Linked DNA regions of Homo sapiens: region 1 is linked to region 2. The links are chromatin contacts, found by Hi-C or POLR2A ChIA-PET in ENCODE. All regions are on one chromosome and are shown on one strand. The core of a region is the stretch at or near the end of the contact, and the rest is flanking DNA. Distances in the headings are between cores, read along the strand shown.

Region 1 (6,468 bases), core at 1,520-4,019, 690 kb before region 2:
GAAAAAATACAGCAACTATGGCTTGCATCCCCATGTCTTTGTTTCCTCATCTTTAAAATTGGGATAATGGGCCAGACGCAATGGCTCATGCTCATAATCCCAGCACTTTGGGAGGCCAAAGCAGGAGGATCCCTTGAGCCCAGGAGTTTGAGGCTGCAGTGAGCTATGATTGTGCCACTGCACCCCAGCCTGGGTGACAGAGAGAGACCCTGTCTTTAAATAAATAAATAAATAAATAGGGATAATGTATACCATATGAGATTGTGAAAATGATAATTAAATCATTTAATAGAGGCAAATGATAATAAAAATAGTAAATAGTAATAGTAAGTCATCCACAAATATAAGATGTTGTTTGGTTTTTTTGGTTCGTTTTGTTGTTGTTTCTGAGACAGTTCTAGCTTGTCACCCAGACCGGAGTGCAGTGGTGCCATTTCAGCTCAATGCAACCTCAGCCTCCCAGGCTCAAGCCATCCTTCCATCTTGGCTGTCGAAGTAGTTAGGATTACAGGCATGGGCCACCACGCCCAGCTTTTTTTTTTTTTTTTTTTTTTTTTTTTTTGTAGAAATGGGTTTCTCTGTGTTGCTCAGGCTGGTCTCCAGCCTCTGGGCTCAAGTGACCCGCGCACCTCCCAAACACTGGGATTACAGGCTTGAGCCACCACATAGCCATTGTCTTTTTTTTTTTTTTTTTTTTCTCTGAGACAGAGTCTCACTCTGTTGCCCAGGCTGGAGCGCAGTGGTGTGATCTCGGCTCACTGCAGCCTCCACCTCCCAGGTTCAAGTGATTCTCCTGCTTGACTACTGAGAAGCTGGGATTACAGATGTACCACCACGCCCAAGTAATTTTTATATTTTTATTAGAGATGGGGTTTCGCCATGTTGGCCAGGCTGGTCTCGAACTCCTGACCTCGGGTGATCCGCCCACCTCGGCCTCCCAAAGAGCTGGGATTACAGATGTGAGCCACAGCACCCGGCCTACAGCCGTTGTCTATGAGGAGATAAGCTAGTTATCAAAACTCCCCATAACCCATCCTGTTTCCTACTCAAACACTGAAACCTCTTAGCTCTCTCCCACTTCCTCTAAGGCCCTAATCTTCAAGGAACAGAAAGAAGCTAAACAGTCTTACAAGTTAGATTTCTTAGAATAAAAGATGGGTTTTCACATTAGAAATAGGTGAAAGTTGGCTGGGTGCGGTGGCTCAGGCCTGTAATCCCAGTAATCCAAGCACTTTGGGAGGTCGAGGCGGGCAGATCACCTGAGATCAGGAGATTGAGACCAGCCTGGCCAACATGGTGAAACGCTGTCTCTACTAAAAAATACAAAAAATTAGTCGGGCATGGTGGCGCGTGTCTGTAGTTCCAGCTACTCAGGAGGCTGAGGCAGGAGAATTGTTTGAGCCAGGGAGGCAGAGGTTGCAGTGAGCCGTGACCGCGCTATTGCACTCCAGCCTGGGAAACAGAGAGAGATTCCGACTCAAAATAAATAAATAAATAATTAAAAACTATTTTTAAAAAAGAAATAGGTGAAAATTCCTTAGAAGGCACCTACAGCTTCTTACCTACATCATCTCATTAAATTCTCACAATGACTCTATCAGACAGGTACCACTATTCCCTCTTTTGAGGGATGAGGAAACAGAGACTCAGGGAGATAAAGTAACTTGCCCAAGGTTACACAGCTATTCTCAAGGAAACGTAGTGCATCCCATGAAAATAGCCTGGAGTCGAGATACTGGAGTCAAAGTGCAGCCAAAATTGTCAGGGTGCAACCTGCCTGTCCAATCAGAGCTGCTACTTCTTTGATACTGGAATCCCCCAATTCCTGAAATTAACACCCAGTTCTCCACTCCCCAAAAGCACACGCTGAGTGCCCTCAGGGCTCTTGCTGTTGCCAACGGACCTATAACTCGGTACAGGCTCAGGCAGCTGAGAGGAGGCTGTGGACACAACAGGCCTTGCTAGGCTTGCTGGGACGGGGCCACATTACTTTGCAGGCGCGTCTTTCTCCTGCCTGCTATCTAGAGCTCGCCTGTAGGTGGCGCCCTGCTTCGCTCAGGGGAATTTGGAGGGCGAGGACACGGGTCACCAGCTGCCTCCCCTGAAGGCCAATTTAAGTTGTCCCCTGGCTTGAACTGAGCGCAGGAACCTCGGTGATGGGGACATGCCCCCCTCCCCGCGCGCTCTTCCTCTCCCAGCCCCCCTGCCCTCCCCTCTCCAGGGGCTGGCGGGCCCGCGCTTCCTCCGAGGTCGGGCTACGCGGCGCGATCTCCAAGCGCTGGGGCCGAGCTTGGCGCTCCGGGGCGGCGCTTCGGTCCCCGACCCTCGGGCCGGCCCGCTGGCCCCCACTCCGCTTCCTCCCGGCACCCGCTTCGCCGGCAGCTGTAGCGGAGGTGGAGGGATGGGGGACTGTGACCCCCGTGAGTGCCGGCGGGGCGGGGCAGCTTTAAAAACTTCTGAAAGGCCTGGTTCAAAGCCTCAAAGGATAGAACTTGGGCCGGAAGGCGGTTTCCACGGAGGGGCCTAAAAGGGGGCTGGGGGTGCACCTGCAGGGCCAGGAGCTGCGGCTTGGGAAGGGGGGCCCGGTCACCGCGAGCGCCGCAGTCCCCGCCCCGCACTCGCCGCCCCTTGGAGCCGCCGCGGCCCCGCCCGGGCCCTGCGCTTTCATCCTCCCCACGGGACAGCGGCCGCGCGGGGCGGGGGCGGCTCTGGCCGGCGCGCTCCCGGCGGGGTCTTCCTTCCCTCCGGCCCCTCCCTGGGAACCCGAGATTTCGCCGCAGAGCTGAACTCCCAGATTTTAACCCCAACCCCCCCGGGCGGGAGGCCGCGGAGAACCGGGAGTCGCGACCGAGGAAGCGTCCCCAGTCACCTCCTAGCCCCCCACACAGAGCCCCGGGGAGGGTGAGGAGGAGGAAGAGCGGGAGGAAGACCCGCGCCGGTGGGTGGGGGCAGGGAGGGGGCGTCCGGGGTCGCAGGGCGGCGCTCCGGAGAGTGGCCCCGGCGGCGTCCGGAGTCGCTGCGGCCGCCGTGCCACCTCGGGCAGGTGGGGGGGGGAATGCGCGGCCGCCGCCAACCAGGGTCGCTCCGCCGTAGACGCCGAGCAGACGCGGTCCGGCGCTCGGCCGGAGAGCCGGCTAAGGGGCTTTTCATTAGCACCGCATTAGGAGGACACTCATCCTCCAGAGTCCTTCCCGTGGAAGCTCTTGAGTGAATTAGGTAAATGATTTGCTCCATTTGTAGTTTCTGAAGATATTTTCTCAGATCTTCAATCGAGCGCTTTAGCCGGGGAGCATATCTGTGGGGGCCTCCTTCCCACTACCTAGGGTCTCACTCGGTGACAATTGCTGAGTCAGTGAGGACGTGTGGGGAAAGGTAAAAGTGGAATTGAGCAAAGCTGAGTAATTTAGCTAAGGAAGAGAAATCGCTACTGAAAATAGAATAGTTTAAAAATAAACTACATAAAGTTTATTCTTTTGCTTGGAGTCCTGCTCCTTGATCCGAGAAGGTAAAATCCATCAGAGTTGGGAGTTCCCTCCCCCCCATTAGCATTTATTACACTTTTTCAAAGTTACTGAAAGACTTCTTTTAGTGAATTTTAAGAAGCAATCGTGGTTGACATTACAGGCATCAAAGGTTTGGGGAACAGATGGGTAAACTTCCGAAGAGCTTAGTTGCAACACTAGCTCTCAAATTTAGTGTCAACTTTTATTTTAAAAAATAAAATAGGGTGGTGTTTTTATTAAACTTTTATATTTCAAGAGGTAGAGAACACCGAAGAGGAAAGAGACTGAAGGGAAAGTAGGGTGTTGGAAACAAAAAGAGAAAGGCGAGATTGACTGTAACATTCTGGTCTTCAACGAGTCCCAAGTTGGAATCCTAAAGCACTGCATATTTCTGGTAGCGTTAACTCTAACTGGAATATTGGCGGGCCTGGTCTCTAAGTGCGTCCTAAGAAAAAACAGATTTAAGCAAAATGGTTTTTTCCCTTTTGTGAAGGGAAAAAATTTAAGCACTTGCTTCATGCGGTAGCCCCAGCGGAAAAGCGAGCCCTCCCGCTCCCGGTGGCCTGAACTGAATTTGCTGCTTTAAAATCGGCAGGTGTGCCCAGCGTTCCCAGCGCTGCAGCCGGGACCTGATGAGTAAGAGTAAGAGGGCTCAACCGCAGGACATCACATGCCGGGTACCTAACGTCGGCATTTAAGCAGACAGGGACTAATATGCTGGAACTATCCTCCCGACACTGGCAAAGCCCAGAGACCGCATTTCCTACCACTTTGCCCACTTTGTACTGGGCACCCTCGGTAAACAGGATGAAAGCAACATTTTTATCCCTTAAGACGAAAATGTAACCTTTAGAATACTCCCTATTCCGGGGTTGACAGCAGGTCAAGGGCTCAGAGGCAAGCTTGCATTACACATAGGACAAGTACAACTTATCAGGGTGCAAAAAAGGGCAAGAAACTTTGTAAAAGTTGGAATCAGTATTCAAAGAGATAGTTTCAGGTGGTGCTACATAATGGCATGGTAACCACAAGAAGACCAGAAATGCTTGGAGTGCATTTCTGTTCTCGAAGAGGGGTTGAGGGTAGAGGCTTGGTGCACTGTGGTTTGAAGGTTTACAGAAAGCAGCCTTATCCTCATGAAGCTGGGAAGCTATGCTTTCTCCACAAAATACTTTTAATGATTTTCGCCCCAGAGATACCGGGATCCGAGACCTTCACAGGCTCTCCTGGCCTGAGGAATCACAAAACTTGCAAACTCTGCAGTTTTTCCCTTGAGTTCACTTTAAAAACACAGGCACCTTGAGCACAAAACAATTAAGGTGGTGGTTTCCCCGAGACAACAAACCAGGCACAAACACACACCTTAGTCTGCACTGGCACTAACATTCCCACTCTAGGGCCACTCACTGCCAGTTAAAGAACAAGAGCTATCCACTTCAAGTGTGGGGACAAGCTTCATTCAGGGTGCAAACACATGCCCACAAAACACAAAAGGGGAACGGTTACTCCAAAAGAAGTCTGAAGACTTCCAGTAAGCAGTAAAGAACAGCCCGGAAGGTCTGCAACCTGTCAGCTCCAGGGGCCGTCACCACTCCATCCTGTAGCCCCACAGCATTGAGTGCTGTGTTTCGAAAATTGGAAAGTGCTGGGTTTTAATTGGGGCTGGGTCCTGCCTTCTCCCCTCTTCCTCCAGATCGGGCCCTCTCTGTAAGCGGATTTGCTTTCCCGTGTATCGCCAGCAGGTCGTTTTTAGGCAATCTTGCTTCTGCAAAACGTTTTAAACATGGTAATATATTGCAGTCTTATTAAGTCCCCCTCCAGAAGTGGGTGAAAGGGGCTCTGTTTTCCTGAAAGATTCAGGAACTCCACTGTCTGAGCAAGACTAGCCCAAGGAAGGCTTGGATTGACTCCGCTATCCACTTAAGTGAAGACAGTATTTTTGTTGCTGTTGTTGTTTTTGGTTTATGTTTGTTTTTTGTTTTTGTTTGGTTGGTTTTGGTTTTGGTTTTGAATGCCTAGGAGATTTTAAATTCACATAATCCTCCCTCCAGGAGGAAAAAAAAAAAAAACAAGAAAACATTGAACTTGCTACCTTCATTATAAGCCACCCTAGAAGAAGCTGAGAGGACAGGCTGCTGAACTGGTGGACCACGAATTAATGTGGAGAACGAGGCCGTCCGGGCTAGGTTCCCGGGGCTCAAAGACGCAAAGGGAAGGCGACAAAGGTTTCTCACAGGTCGCCGTTAGGGAGAGGGGGCAGCGCAGGAAACCCGTTTATTTAAAGTTCAGTTGTGTTGGGCATCTGATCCAGGACAACTCGCCCAGGAGCCCGGCGGGTTTCAGCTGCCACCACGAAAGTAAGGATCGGTTCTGCCGCGTCGCCCCCTCCTTCCCCTTGGGATGTGCCAGGCGGGCGACAGATAAGGGGGCGCGGCGCGGGGTCAGCCACCGAGCCAGAGGGCGGCGCCCGGTTGCAGCGCTCCACAGCCGCCTCCTGCAGCCTCGCGGTCGTGACCTTGCCGAGCAGCTCCTGCGCCTCAGGCTCGGTCCCTGCACCCGCCCTCACTCCAGTCCCTCTCAGGGCCTGCAGTGGAAGATCCCCGTGGTCCGGGTGGGTGGCGATGGAGAGCAGAATTGAATTTATTTGCTCTCAAATTCCCCTAAAAGCTCTGAAACTGGGAAAGTCCGCGGGCTGCCAGGGACAGTAATCACTGTGTCCCCACCCGGACGCAGGAGGTCTCGGGAGGAGCTCCGAGGCCAAGCGCCCGCGACTTCTGGGTGCCAGGTTGCTGCAGACGAGAAATGAAGCCCGCCAGATTTGGGCTCCCGAAATTTTTTGAAGTATGAGTACCTTAGATTTCCCTTCTGATACAGCGCCTCTTTCGAAGGGGTGTGTGCGAGTGTGATAGTGAAGATGGGGTGGGGAGTTCTTGCCTGCTAAAAAGTCTCACCCTGGCCCCACAAG
Region 2 (5,817 bases), core at 1-2,500:
GTCTCTCTCTGTCACCCAGGCTGGAGTGCAGTGGCAGGATCTTGGCTCACTGCAACCTCTGCCTCCTGGGTTCAAGTGATTCTCCTGCCTCAGCCTCCTGCGTAGAGGGGACTACGCATCCACCACACCCGGCTAATTTTTGTATTTGTAGTAGAGACGGGGTTTCATCATATTGGTCAGGCTGGTCTCGAACTCCTGACCTCGGGTGATCCACCCGCCTCGGCCTTCCAAAGTACTGGGATTACAAGCGTGAGCCACCGCGCCCCGCCTGAAAGTCTTTATGTTGTAGTTGTTTTGTATCTATTCCTCATCTTCCTGGGGACAGGGATACCATTTTACACATCTTCCCACAATCAATCACAGTGTTTAACAATTACTGTATGTACTCTATGAATAAGATACCTGAAGATTGATTCTCTTTATCGTTAATGTGTGGACTGTATCAGGCAAAGTAAAACCCCTATCATCAAAAGCCTAAAGTTATTAAAGGGAGTGGAAGAAGGCTATCGGGACATATTTTTCTCGAAGGTGTGACATCACAAATAAAAGAAAATTAACGTATAGTGAAATCATCACTGTAGTTAGAGTCAAAATGCCTTGCCTGTGTTCCAAACTTTGGGCCAGTCAACCTACAGGGTGCACGGTTTCCTCATTAGTTTCTTCAGAGAGTAAATGAGACATTGCATAAGCTAGCACCTAGCATACAGCAGGCAAATACTGCTGGATTTCTTTCTTCCACTAAATGAGAAGAAAATAATGACTCCCACATTTACACGTTTTAGAATATTTTATTTTGCGTCAGCGAATAGAGAAAACAAAGGAGGGATGAGAGAACAGGAAAGGAAAGGGGCAAAAAGACAAAGTGTTAAGCGGATTGACCCAACGCTTTCATCGATATCCTCCTCAATTTCCTTGATCTTGGGTCTCGCTCTACACGCAGGCCTCCAACCACACCGGTCTGTCCGGATCTCCCTCCCCGTCAGTGGCGGCTGTCCCCACCACGCGCGGTCTGATCCGCCACCCCGCCCCCACAGCCCACTTTTCCCAGGCCCTTGGCCATCCCGCGCCCGGTAGGAATTCACCTGCACGTAAACAGCCAGGGCAACCGTCCTCCCTCCTTGGAGCCCGCCTCCCGCGGCCCCGGGCTCCCTCCCCCGCCCCCTGCGCCACCCCGGTGCCCCGCCCCGGGCGGGGAGAGTCGGGGCGAGGGGAGGGCCTGCCAGGTGAGGCGCGGTCACCCTGGGCCTCTCACTTCCGCCCAGGTGAGGCAGGGCCGACACCGAGCCCGCCCGACCCGGGCTCCCACCTGCTCCTCCAGCGCACCAGGTAAAGCGTGAGGTCCCGGCTGTGCAGTGCGCGCTCGCCCCTGGGTGTCCCCGCGCCTGGAGGCCGGCCGGGGGCAGCTCCCTCGGGGCTTCCCGGGCCTGCCTGCCCTGCCCCCGCGCTCTCCCCGCCCGCCCGCCTGGAGTGGGTGGGAGCCGGAGGTGGAGGGCGCCGCCGGGCGCTCAGAGGGGCCGCGGCGAGGATGGGGCGCCCGCGGCGTGCGTCCGCGCTGACCCGGGAGGCGGGGCGGGGGCGCCGTCCTCCTGCGTCGGGCCCGGGTGACCCCACGGTGGTCCCCGCCCCGCCGCGCAGGGCTCGCCGAGGCCGCGGGCAGGGAGGGGCGCCGCCCCGCCTCCCCAGGCCTTTCGGGCCTCGAATCTCGGCCCACTGGTATTCGGGGGTGGCACGGATCCTATTTTGCGCCCAGATCGGTGCCCCTGTTTCGCTCCCAGAGCTGGGCGGAGTCTTTCCCTCCATCGGTGGCCGTGGAAGGAGGGAACGGGGTGAGGGGACAAAGAGGAGGGGGTGCTCAGAGCCGGGCTGAGGGGGCGACTTGGGCCCGGCCGCGTCGCGGCGCCTGGTCATCCCGTAGCGGAGGTTCCCAAGCCAGCGGTCAGGCCCTGGGCTCTGCCAGCCTTGCTGCGTAGATGGGGAGGTTCTGTCGGAAAGTGCTTCCAGCCTTAGGGGAAATTCCTGGACTCCTGCTTTTAAATCAAGCTCAGGAAAGCATTTTCAGATCACTCCCACTCTCCAAAGCGCCCCAGCCGTCCCGCACGCAGGCCGAATTAAGTGAACACCCCTTCACTTGGCACTTTGTCATATTTCCAAGTGGCTCTTGTCACTTTGAATTCCAGTTGGTTGTTTACTGGCTTGCCTCTGCCATTTAGAGGGTGCCCCTTTCAGGGCCTTATTTTTCGACTGCATTTAGGGTCTGGCTATTGGTAGGTGCGCGACAAGTGTTTCTTAAAGGAAGGCAGAAGCCTTTGGAAACCCAGAAGGACAATGTCGGTTCCACTGAGGATGATACTACCACATTCTGGGCTAAATTCCTATTGGCTGCAAATTAATTTGCACACATCTATTTGAAAGGAGTGGAGGCAGGGGCAGCGGTTAAAAACTTAAATCTGTTTGCAGCATTAGAAAATGTTAGGTGAGATTGAGCCTTTTAGCTAAAGTGAGCTTTGATGTTTTTAGGGCCCCTAATGGCCTTTAAGATGTTAACAATAACAACAACAACAAAACACTCCAAATGTGTTGAATTTATTTGGGAATGAGAAATGAGCGTTATAGCCCGAGGTGCACAGGCCTGGCAAGCCATATATGCATGGAAGAGGGGAGGGTAAAAGGAAACTTTTATTGGCAAAGTAAGTGCAGATAAGCTGCGTGAAAACAGAGTTTATTGGTTTTGCAGACTGAAAGCCAGAGTTGGCCATTGTTGAAGATGCCATTACTGGGCAGGTGTTATGGAGAGCATCTTATCAGGCCTGGCAACCTGCCTCATGCCTGTTATCTCAGCTACTTAGGAGGCTTAGGCAGGAGGATCGCTTGAGGCCAAGAGTTGGAGACCAGCCTGAGCAACATGGCTGTCTTTACAGAAAAAGCTTTTTAAATAGTCAGGTGTGTCGGGAGGTTGAGGCAGGGGAATTGCTTGAGCCCAGGAGATGGAGGCTGTGGTGAGTGGTGTTTGCACCACTACACTCCAGCCTGGGTGACAGAGCAAGAACCCTGTCTCAAAAAAAAAAAAAAAAAAAAAAGGAAAAAAGATTATCTTATCTTATCTTATCTGAATTACTGCATTCCTAAAGAAAGAATTTCTTGGGTGGTTATTTTAGTTCCTTCTTGAGACCGATCTTTATCTCAGACTTGCAAGCATGAGCTTTCTCCCTCAGGCTCTCTAGTTTGTTTGGGTTTGACAAAAAGTGATTTTGACCTGGTATCTGCAACTTTCACAAAGATAATAACAAAGTTAATAAATATGGAAATACTTATGGATAGAACTTATAAAATGAGTTCTGAAGAGATTTGCCCTTACTAGTCCAGATCCTATTAGGAGTAAGAGAAAAAACACAAACTTTTTCCTCTGCTCTCACACCACTACAGTCAACACTGAGGACTTCTGTGACCAAATAAATGTGTGGGCCCATCAGTTCTGCATCAAGCAATAGCTGAGCATCTAACAGTTCGATTCTGAAACTATTTACCTGGGGATAGTGTCAGATCCCATAAGACTGCCCTCACTTCTGATGCCAATCACAAGTCCTAGATTGTTTTACCCCGGCTTCTGACTAACCACCTATAAATTGGGAATCCCATAACTCCCTCCTCTGGGTTGGTTAACTTGCTAGAGCAGCTCACGGAACTCAAGAAAACACTTATTTAGGTTTATTACTAGTTTATTATTAAGAATATTACAGAGGATACAAGAGGAAGAGATGCACAGGGTGAGGTATGAGAAGGGGCATGCCACCCTCCAGGAACCTCCATGTGTTCAGATATTGAGAAGCTCTCCCTACCCCATCTTCTTGGGCTTTTTATGGAGACTTCATTGAGTAGACATAATTGAAGCATGGGGTAGGGAAACCCAGCAATGCCTATCTGTTCAGATTTTTCTTGGCCTCTCTCTGTAGCATTCCTTCCTCCAGGGTATGGGCAGGACCCCTTCTTATGGGGGTCTTATGACCTACAATCAGACAAGGGAGATCAGATAATTTTTTTAAATATTTATTTATTTATTTATTTTGAGACAGAGTCTTGCTCCGCTGCCCAGGCTGGAGTGCAGTGGGTGATCTCAGCTCACTGCAACCTCCACTTCCCGGGTTCAAGTGATTGTCCTGCCTCAGACTCCTGAGTAGCTGGGATTACAGACATGTGCCACCATACCTGGCTAATTTTTGTATTTTTAGTAGAGACAGGGTTTTACCATATTGGCCAGGCTGGTCTCGAACTCCTGACCTCAAGTGATCCACCTGTCTTGGCCTCCCAAAGTGCTGGGATTACAGGCGTGAGTCACTGCACCTAGCCAAAATTATTTTACTTTATTTTATTTTAATTAATTAATTTATTTATTTGGAGACGGAGTCTTGCTCTGTTGCCCAGGCTGGAGTGCAATGGCGCTGTCTTGGCTCACTACAACCTCTGCCTCCCAGGGTCAAGCGCTTCTCTTGCCTCAGCTTCCCAAGTAGCTGGGATTACAGGCGCCTGCCACCACACCTGTCTAATTTTTATATTTTTAGTAGAGATGGGGTTTCACCATGCTGGCCAGGCTGGTCTCGAACTCCTGACCTCAGGCGATCCACCCGCCTTGGACTCCCAAAGTGCTGGGATTACAGGCGTGAACCACCGGGCCTGGCAATTATTTTTTTTTTTAAAAATTTTTATTCATTTATTTTATTTATTTATTTTTGAGACAGAGCCTTACTCTGTTGCCCAGGCTGAAGTGCAGTGCCGCGATCTCCACCCACTGCAAACTTCACCTCCCTGGGTTCAAGCGATTGTCCTGGCTCAGCGTCACAACCTCAGGTGTGCGCCACCACCACTGGGTAATATATATATATATATTTTGTATTTTTAGTAGAGACAGGGTTTTGCCATGTTGGCCAGGCTGGTCTCGGACTCCTGACCTCAAGAGATCTGCCCGACTTGGCCTCCCAAAGTGCCAGGATTACGGATGTGAGCCATCACGCCTGGCCTCTTTTAAAAAATTTTTAGTAGAGACTGTGTCTCGTTATATTGCTCAGGCTGGTCTCGAACTCCTGGTCCAAGCCGTCCTCCCGATTTGGCCTGTGAAAGTGTTGGGCTTACAGGCGTGAGCCACCCTTCTGGCCCAGAGAATTTCTTTACAGCCACCTTCAAGATGGAAAAGCAGGGGAAGATTAGAGTCCTGCCTTGGGGAGAAAAAGGAGCGAATGAAAGGAGGGGCAGGAGAGTGTCAGAGATATTTCTGGGGACTGCTTCTGAGACTTAAAGCACCCCAACAGTATAATAAAAGACTGTAACAAGAGTTATGGGAGTTATAAACCAGGAATCATGGATGAAAACCAATATGCAATATCACAAGGTCACATAAAATGGGTTTCCCATCAGAAAAATAGTTGTGTTTGAAGCTGAATAGAAAATTAAGCTCTATTCTGCATTTAATGAAACCGTAATAAGTTTAAGCCATACATTAATATTTCTGTAACTATAAAGCTAACATATTCATTGTAGAAAAATTGGAGAAAATTTTCAAAAAAGAAACTAAAAGTACACAGACTACTATTGAGAGATAACCACTAATAACATTAGGATGTATTTTCTTTCAGATTGCATTTTTAAAGTTAAAGAGAAAAATCTGTATATATGTTCTCATAGTGAATTCACATTTAGAACCTTGTGATTCTGAGACAATGACTCAGCATTTTCTAGTTCTTACAATTGCATTTTTACTTAACAGCATTTAATAATTATCCTTACACTGAGGAGCCAGCAGGCTGAATTTACTTGCTTTGTTAAAGT

The links. A loop is a pair of places that touch in the nucleus more often than their neighbours do. ChIA-PET counts read pairs that join two places held with the same protein, here RNA polymerase II (POLR2A). Pooled maps may share reads with other maps.
Region 1: a map of tibial artery shows a loop between it and region 2 (7-fold over the local background). The contact joins the enhancer-like site here to the promoter of PATJ in region 2. A Hi-C loop is called at or near these places in 8 of 168 maps with a recorded cell type or tissue (CD4-positive, alpha-beta T cell, OCI-LY7, Right ventricle myocardium inferior and 5 more) and 18 of 50 pooled maps. POLR2A ChIA-PET finds 5 or more read pairs at or near these places in 2 of 52 experiments (activated CD4-positive, alpha-beta T cell and activated T-cell).

What each region holds. Positions count from the first base shown.
Region 1 is chr1:61,048,027-61,054,494 of GRCh38, forward strand. No RefSeq gene overlaps it. Among named protein-coding and RNA genes, the nearest start is that of NFIA, 31 kb to the right of the region's middle. RefSeq lists an enhancer at 6,333-6,468. Within about 2 kb of position 2,770, at least 28 of the 41 ENCODE cell types and tissues checked have a DNase peak (open chromatin) inside an H3K27ac peak, as active enhancers do; they include heart left ventricle, sigmoid colon and tibial artery, where a contact is called at or near this core.
Region 2 is chr1:61,741,230-61,747,046 of GRCh38, forward strand. PATJ (PATJ crumbs cell polarity complex component) reads left to right here and starts at 1,251. Exons shown (of 44, transcript NM_001350145.3): 1 at 1,251-1,326. It overlaps PATJ-DT (PATJ divergent transcript), which reads right to left and starts at 1,555. Exons shown (of 1, transcript NR_185910.1): 1 at 769-1,555. RefSeq lists a silencer at 1,003-1,712.